Regions from separate parts of the Homo sapiens genome. Here region 2 is linked to region 1. A link is a contact called in ENCODE Hi-C or POLR2A ChIA-PET data. All regions are on one chromosome and are shown on one strand. Each heading gives the region's core, a stretch centred on a gene start or an enhancer-like site at or near the end of the contact. The rest is flanking DNA. Distances are from core to core; before and after follow the strand shown. Region 1 overlaps GIGYF2 (GRB10 interacting GYF protein 2). Region 2 overlaps INPP5D (inositol polyphosphate-5-phosphatase D).

The links. Hi-C counts contacts between places; a loop is a spot of excess contacts on that map. ChIA-PET counts read pairs that join two places held with the same protein, here RNA polymerase II (POLR2A). Pooled maps may share reads with other maps.
Region 2: a loop to region 1 is called in a map of PC-9, with 18 times the contacts of the local background. The contact joins two enhancer-like sites. A Hi-C loop is called at or near these places in 3 of 168 maps with a recorded cell type or tissue (PC-9, heart right ventricle and mammary epithelial cell), 1 of 37 single-sample maps with no recorded cell type and 4 of 50 pooled maps. POLR2A ChIA-PET finds 5 or more read pairs at or near these places in 1 of 52 experiments (B cell).

The regions. Positions count from the first base shown.
Region 1 is chr2:232,855,292-232,858,327 of GRCh38, reverse strand. It overlaps GIGYF2 (GRB10 interacting GYF protein 2), which reads right to left. Exons shown (of 29, transcript NM_001103146.3): 29 at 1-1,535. The coding sequence ends at 1,468. Among named protein-coding and RNA genes, the nearest start is that of SNORC, 13 kb to the left of the region's middle. Within about 2 kb of position 1,572, at least 6 of the 41 ENCODE cell types and tissues checked have a DNase peak (open chromatin) inside an H3K27ac peak, as active enhancers do; they include PC-9, where a contact is called at or near this core.
Region 2 is chr2:233,164,438-233,167,473 of GRCh38, reverse strand. All of the region lies in intron 13 of INPP5D (inositol polyphosphate-5-phosphatase D), which reads right to left. Among named protein-coding and RNA genes, the nearest start is that of ATG16L1, 86 kb to the left of the region's middle. Within about 2 kb of position 1,418, at least 12 of the 41 ENCODE cell types and tissues checked have a DNase peak (open chromatin) inside an H3K27ac peak, as active enhancers do; they include PC-9, where a contact is called at or near this core.

The sequences.
Region 1 (3,036 bases), core at 323-2,822:
TAGAAGCCAAATATAATACTCCAAACCCAAACTGCTCTCAGAGCAACTCCAGCCTTCTTCAGGCAACAATGACAGGCAGCAAAGGTGCTTTTCCAGGGGCTGCCCAGACCACAGCACCTCTCGCACAGGCACAGCTGCCCAATGACTCCAACCCAGTGTGAGTGGCAATTCCAGGTGATGTTCTGTAGGGGTTTGGTGGAGGCAGGAAAAGTATTTGTTTATAAATAGGGCTTGAGTACATTTCTACTTGAAGTTTAAGGTTTTAGGAGGCCATGACCAGAAGCCAGGCCAGGCTTCCTGCTCCCATTTTCGCCCATCCCCTCCAGCCCACTGCATCCTCCTGTATAGTAGATTCCATGGATGAAGGTCTTAAAGATGGACAGGTTCTGTATGTTCTCTTTTCAGAAAAGGCAAACAACTTGCCATCCCAGAATCTTTACACAAAACCTTTTCCGGGCTACAGCAAGACACACACGCAATGCTCTGAGGACCAGATGAAATTCCAGGCTTTTATCAGAAGCAAAAGTTTATCCCTATCCAAAAATGAAATTATACAAATTCATACATATGGTAAAGATTCTAGCTGCCTCTTAAACGAGACAAATTTTCAGCAGAAGGGCCCAAAACAAAATGGTCCTAGTCCTCTGAAGTAAAAATATTTATGGGAAAAATCAGTTTTTGTAAGAAAGAAAAATTAAGAATAGTCTCTCTCCCAGGCCATAGAGCTTCCTTTGTCCAATCAGGTTGGAGCATGCCAGGGGAGATCAGCTTGCTCAGAAGTCACTATCTAACGAAGAAAAACATAAATCCTTTCAGAGAAAGGACACTCAGAAAGAACAGGTGAGGAGTGTGTAACATCAAACCAAACCAACCTCATCTCAACCCCACTCAGGGCCTCTCTGATGCAATCCCAAAGTTAGCAGTGGCAATGCAACTTTCAGACCGGGAGAGCTCTGACTGCCTGTTGGATACTCGAGTCACAGTCCATGGGGTGTTTTGTTATTGGCCAATGTCTGTTAACCATTAACTCTCTTCATGATTGCACCAGTTAGACCATTTGCCCTGATGGGGGGAAAAAGAAGAAGAAAAAACAAAATAGAAGAAAAAAAGTGACAAGAGAAAGCAAGCTGCTAATGGCCGATCCCAACACACTTTCTGGGAGACAGTAGATGAAATCACAGCACAGTGAACACATGCTGCCTAAAATCAGCCTTGTTGGGGAGTAATCCCAACTGCCACCCCCAAGACACAGGGTCCAGTCCACTTATCTATAGTCTGAGATGTTCACCAACAAAAATGGATTAAAGAATCTTGGACACAAAGGGCCAGAAGAAAAAGCCTGAGATGATCGGTTCTGTGATTTGTTGCAGAGTGATAAAGAGTAAATGGTGAGTAAGTGTTGTGTCCAAAGGTGGAGACTCCATAGTCGGCAGACAGGAGAGGGATGGCCAGTCCACTGGCAGGTGCTCAGTAGTCATCCAACGTCTCGATTTCACCCATGTTGAGTCGCTCCGATGATGCATTGACTGAAAATCCTGCAGAAAAAAAACTGGCTATGAGTGACCACACCCAGGCAACCAAGCGGCTCAAATTCTAGGCGGTGAGCTGGAATGTAAGTCTGTGTTTGTTTGTTTGTGAGACAGGGTTTCACTCTGTCACCCAGGCTGGAGTGCAGTGGCGTGATCTCGGCTCACAGCAAGCTCCACCTCCTGGGTTCAAGAGATTCTCATGCCGTAGACTCCCAAGTAGCTGGATTACAGACACATGCCACCATGCCCGTCTCATTTTTTTTGTATTTTTAGTAGAGATAGGGTTTCACCATGTTGGCCAGTCTGGTCTTGAACTCCTGACCTCAAATGATCCGCCCGCCTCGGCCTCCCAAATTGCTGGGATTACAGGCGTCAGCCAACGTGCCTGGCCAGTCTTTTGTTTTTGAGCATACCATAGAAGTATTACAGGGAGACAAAGATAAAGGTCACAGCAGTAGCTTTCTGTTCTTCCAATGAGAGAGATTTTTTATTTTCTTAAGGTTCTGATATAACCTAATTAGGAAGGAAAATAAAACAAAATAGCATCACCAATTAAAAAGAACTGCAGGCCGGGTGTGGTGGCTCATGCCTTAATCTCAGCACTTTGGGAGGCCAAGGCAGGCGGATCATGAGGTCAGGATATCGAGACCATCCTGGCTAACATAGTGAAACCTCGTCTCTACTAAAAATACAAAAAAACATTAGCTAGGTGTGGTGGTGGGCACCTGTAGTCCCAGCTACTCGGGAGGCTGAGGCAGAAGAATTGCTTGAACCTGGTCGAAGGAGCTTGCAGTGAGCCGAGATCGCGCCACTGCACTCCAGCCTGGGTGACAGAGCGAGACTCTGTCTCAAAAAAAAAACAAAACAAAAAAACCCCCTGCAAACCACTGCTTCAGAGAATCAGAGAAAAGAATGGGATGTGAGTGTGTATCAAGGACAGGCTGGGCTGGCCCTGGAGGAAAGTTCATGCAGGAGGTCTACCTTAAAAGAGATGGGGGTGGGCAGGGGGGTTACCATGGAGGGTTGTATACACTAAGTTCTTTGTAACTACTTGACCACATAACTTTGAAATCTGAGTGGGATTAATACCCCTTTAAACCTCAACCCACTTTAATGGGAATACTTCTTCCCACCAGTCAAAAACTTTATGAAAGTTCTGGCCCAGAGCTTTTGATACTCAGGGTAAGAGGCTCCATGGAAGACACACTATTAAGATCCTTAGAGTCCTCGCATATTCTCTTTCCCACAGTAGACAGAGCAAGAAGATTAAAGTACTCTAACTCGATCTACTGTAAATATATCTGCAAAGGAAAAGATTTCAGTTAGCAATGTTTGATTAACCAAAAGGGAATTTGGCTTAGAAAAAGCAGTACTAGCATACCCATTGAAGGCAATAAGCAGTACTCACAAACACAACTGACAGCTGAAAACCTAATGCTGGCTGGGCACACTGGAGGCCGAGGTGGGTGGATTACTTGAGGCCAGGAGTTAGAGACCAGACTGGCCA
Region 2 (3,036 bases), core at 169-2,668, 310 kb before region 1:
GGGGCCTTGGGCAAGTTATGGATCATCTCCATAGACTCTGTTTCTTCATCTGCAAATGGGAATAATAAGAGTCCCTGCCCGAGTGTTTGTATTTTTTTTTCTAATTTGAGACAAAGTCTGTGTCGCCCAGGCTGGAGTGCAGTGGCAAAATCATGGCTTTCTGTAGCCTTGACCTCCCAGATTTAAGTGATCCTCCCACCTCAGCCTCCTGAGTAGCTGGGCCCACAGGCATGCACTACTATGCCATTTTTTTTTTTTTTTTTTTTGTAGAAATGGTACCTTCCTATGTTGCCCAGGCTGGTCTCAAACTCCCGGTCTCAGGAGGTCCTCCCACCTTGGCCTCCCAAAGTGTGGGATTATAGGCATGAGCCATCGTGCCTAGCAGGGTGTTTATATCAAATGAGATGATTCAAAGCATTCAGCACACAGCCTTGCTTAGGGCACACTCTTAGAAAGGCCTTGGTTGTTCTAAGGACTTTTTTTTTTTTTTGAGATAGAGTCTCGCTCTGTCACCCAGGCTGGAGTGCAGTGGCATGATCTCAGCTCACTGCAACCTCCACCTCTCGGGTTCAAGCGATTCTCCTGCCTCAGCCTCCCAAGCAGCTGGGATTACAGGTGCGCACCACCACATCCAACTAATTTTTGTATTTTTAGTGGGATGGGATTTCACCATGTTGGCCAGGCTGGTCTCGAACTCCTGACTTCAAGTGATCCACCGGCCTCGGCCTTCCAAAGTGCTGGGATTACAGGCGTGAGCCTACCACACCGACCAGCATTTGCTGTTTCTGTCCTGTGCTAATTATGGCTGGGAGCCATTTCAGGGGAGTGGAGGAGGGAGGCTGGCCCCAGGGCAGAGAGGAGGGGAAGGAGGGGAAGGAGGGGAAGGTGTGTGTGAGCTGCACAGCCCAGAAGCTGCCCTGCAATGGTCATAAAGCTGGGACTCTGGCCAGGCCTTTCTCCTCACCCCTCAGATGCCAGTCGCACTGCCCTTCTCAGGGAGGCCCCTGACCTCTGCTCTCTGCCCACGCCACACACTCCTTCGCCAGTGCACTCCCTCCCAGGAACTGGCTTCTTTTCCTCCCGTCTGCTCATGCAATGTGTGTCAGGTCCACATGAGCAGAGCTCCTGCCTGCTCAGAAGCTGACCCAGTGCCCAGCCCTGAGGCCAGGATGACCAGGAACTGGTCTGGCTGAGGGGGTGGTTTTATGTGGCCCTAGGAGGTCCGAGCATATTCTGCACAGCGGGGCAGGGGCTGGTGGGAGGGACTGGAAGCCCAGGGAGCGATGGAATCCACACCCGGGGCGGTTGCTGGGCAGCAGGAGGGCGTGGGCGCAGCCAGGATAGCCACGCCAGCCCCACCCTTCTACTGTGGCAGGAAGGAAGGGGGACGAGTGGGGGTGGACGCGGGCAGTTTGCGGTTTGTCAGCAGAAAAGTTGAGAGAGCTTTGCACGTTCGATTGCAGCAATTCTTCTATTTCCTGTTATCTCTGGGACTCTGTCCTGTTCCTGACTCCACTGACTCCAACCACCAAAAACCACTGGCCTCGCCCCTGATGCCAGCCCTGGAGCCCTGTGTGTATACCACCCCACGTGCACACACGGGCACACACACACACACACACAAACACACAGAGAGGCTCTAGCACTTATGCACATGCACTCGGACACCCACCCTCACATACCTAGACTCTCATAAACACACACTCACAAACACAGACACATGGACTCACAGATACTCACACACTCATAGATATGGGGTGGTACACTCATACATGGACTCACATACATAGACTCACATAAACACACTCACAAACACATGCATGGACTCTCACACACTCATAGATACGGGGTGGTACACTCACACACAGATGCACATAAACACACACTCACAAACACACATGCATGGACACACACACATAGACACTCACACACTCATAGATATGGAGTGGTACACACACACGGACTCACATACATAGACTCACATAAATACACTCACAAACACATGCATGGACACACACACACTCATAGATACGGGGTGGTACACTCACACACGGACTCACATATGTAGACTCACATAAACACACACAAACACACATGCATGGACTCACACATACAGACACTCACACACATAGATATGGGTGGTACACTCATACACGGACTCACATACATAGACTCACATAGACACACTCAAACACATGCATAGATTCACACACATATAGACACACACTCATAGATATGGGGTGGTACGCTCACACATTGACTCACATAAACATGCTCACAAACACACATCCATAAACTCTCACACACCTACACAGGCTCACACACTCACATGCACGCTGTCACTCACACAAACTCACATACACAGACCTACTCACACACACATCCTACACAAACACACAGGCTTGCACTCCTACACTTATGAAGACTTCTTGCCCTTGTTACTGCTCTCTGAAGCCAGCAACTCTCCACTGACACCAGCGTTTCCAGATCCAACCTGGTGCACAGGGACCGAGGGCAGGGGCCAGCCACCTCCCGCCTGTGCTTGTAAGGAAGGTCTCACTGGTAACACAGTCACTCCCATTCGCTTTCTGGGTTGCCTATGGCTGCTTTCCCACCAGAAAGGCAGAGAGGAATAGTGTTGAGTGGCCTGCAAAGCCTGAAATATTTACTGTCAGGCCCTTCCCTTTCCTGCAAAAGTTGGCCAATGCCTCTTCTAGGTTCTTGCTTCTTAAAATGGGTCCCACGGGCCGACCAGCAGCGCTCAAGTCGCCTGGGAACCTGTCAGAAACTTGGAACCCTGAGCTCCACCCAAGATCTACTGGGTCGGAACCTGCATTTTAGCTAGATCCCTGGGACTGCTGGTGTAGACCCTGAGTGAGTTTCAGCCAGGGAGACCAATCACCCCTATTTGCTGAGGACTGAGCCAGGATCTGAGGATGTGAGGCTCTCTGTTTTTAACCCGGGGAACTACTGGTGGGATCAGGATGATGTGGTCGCGAGAGTTGAGGCAGAGGGTGTGGGAGGAACACAGGGTCC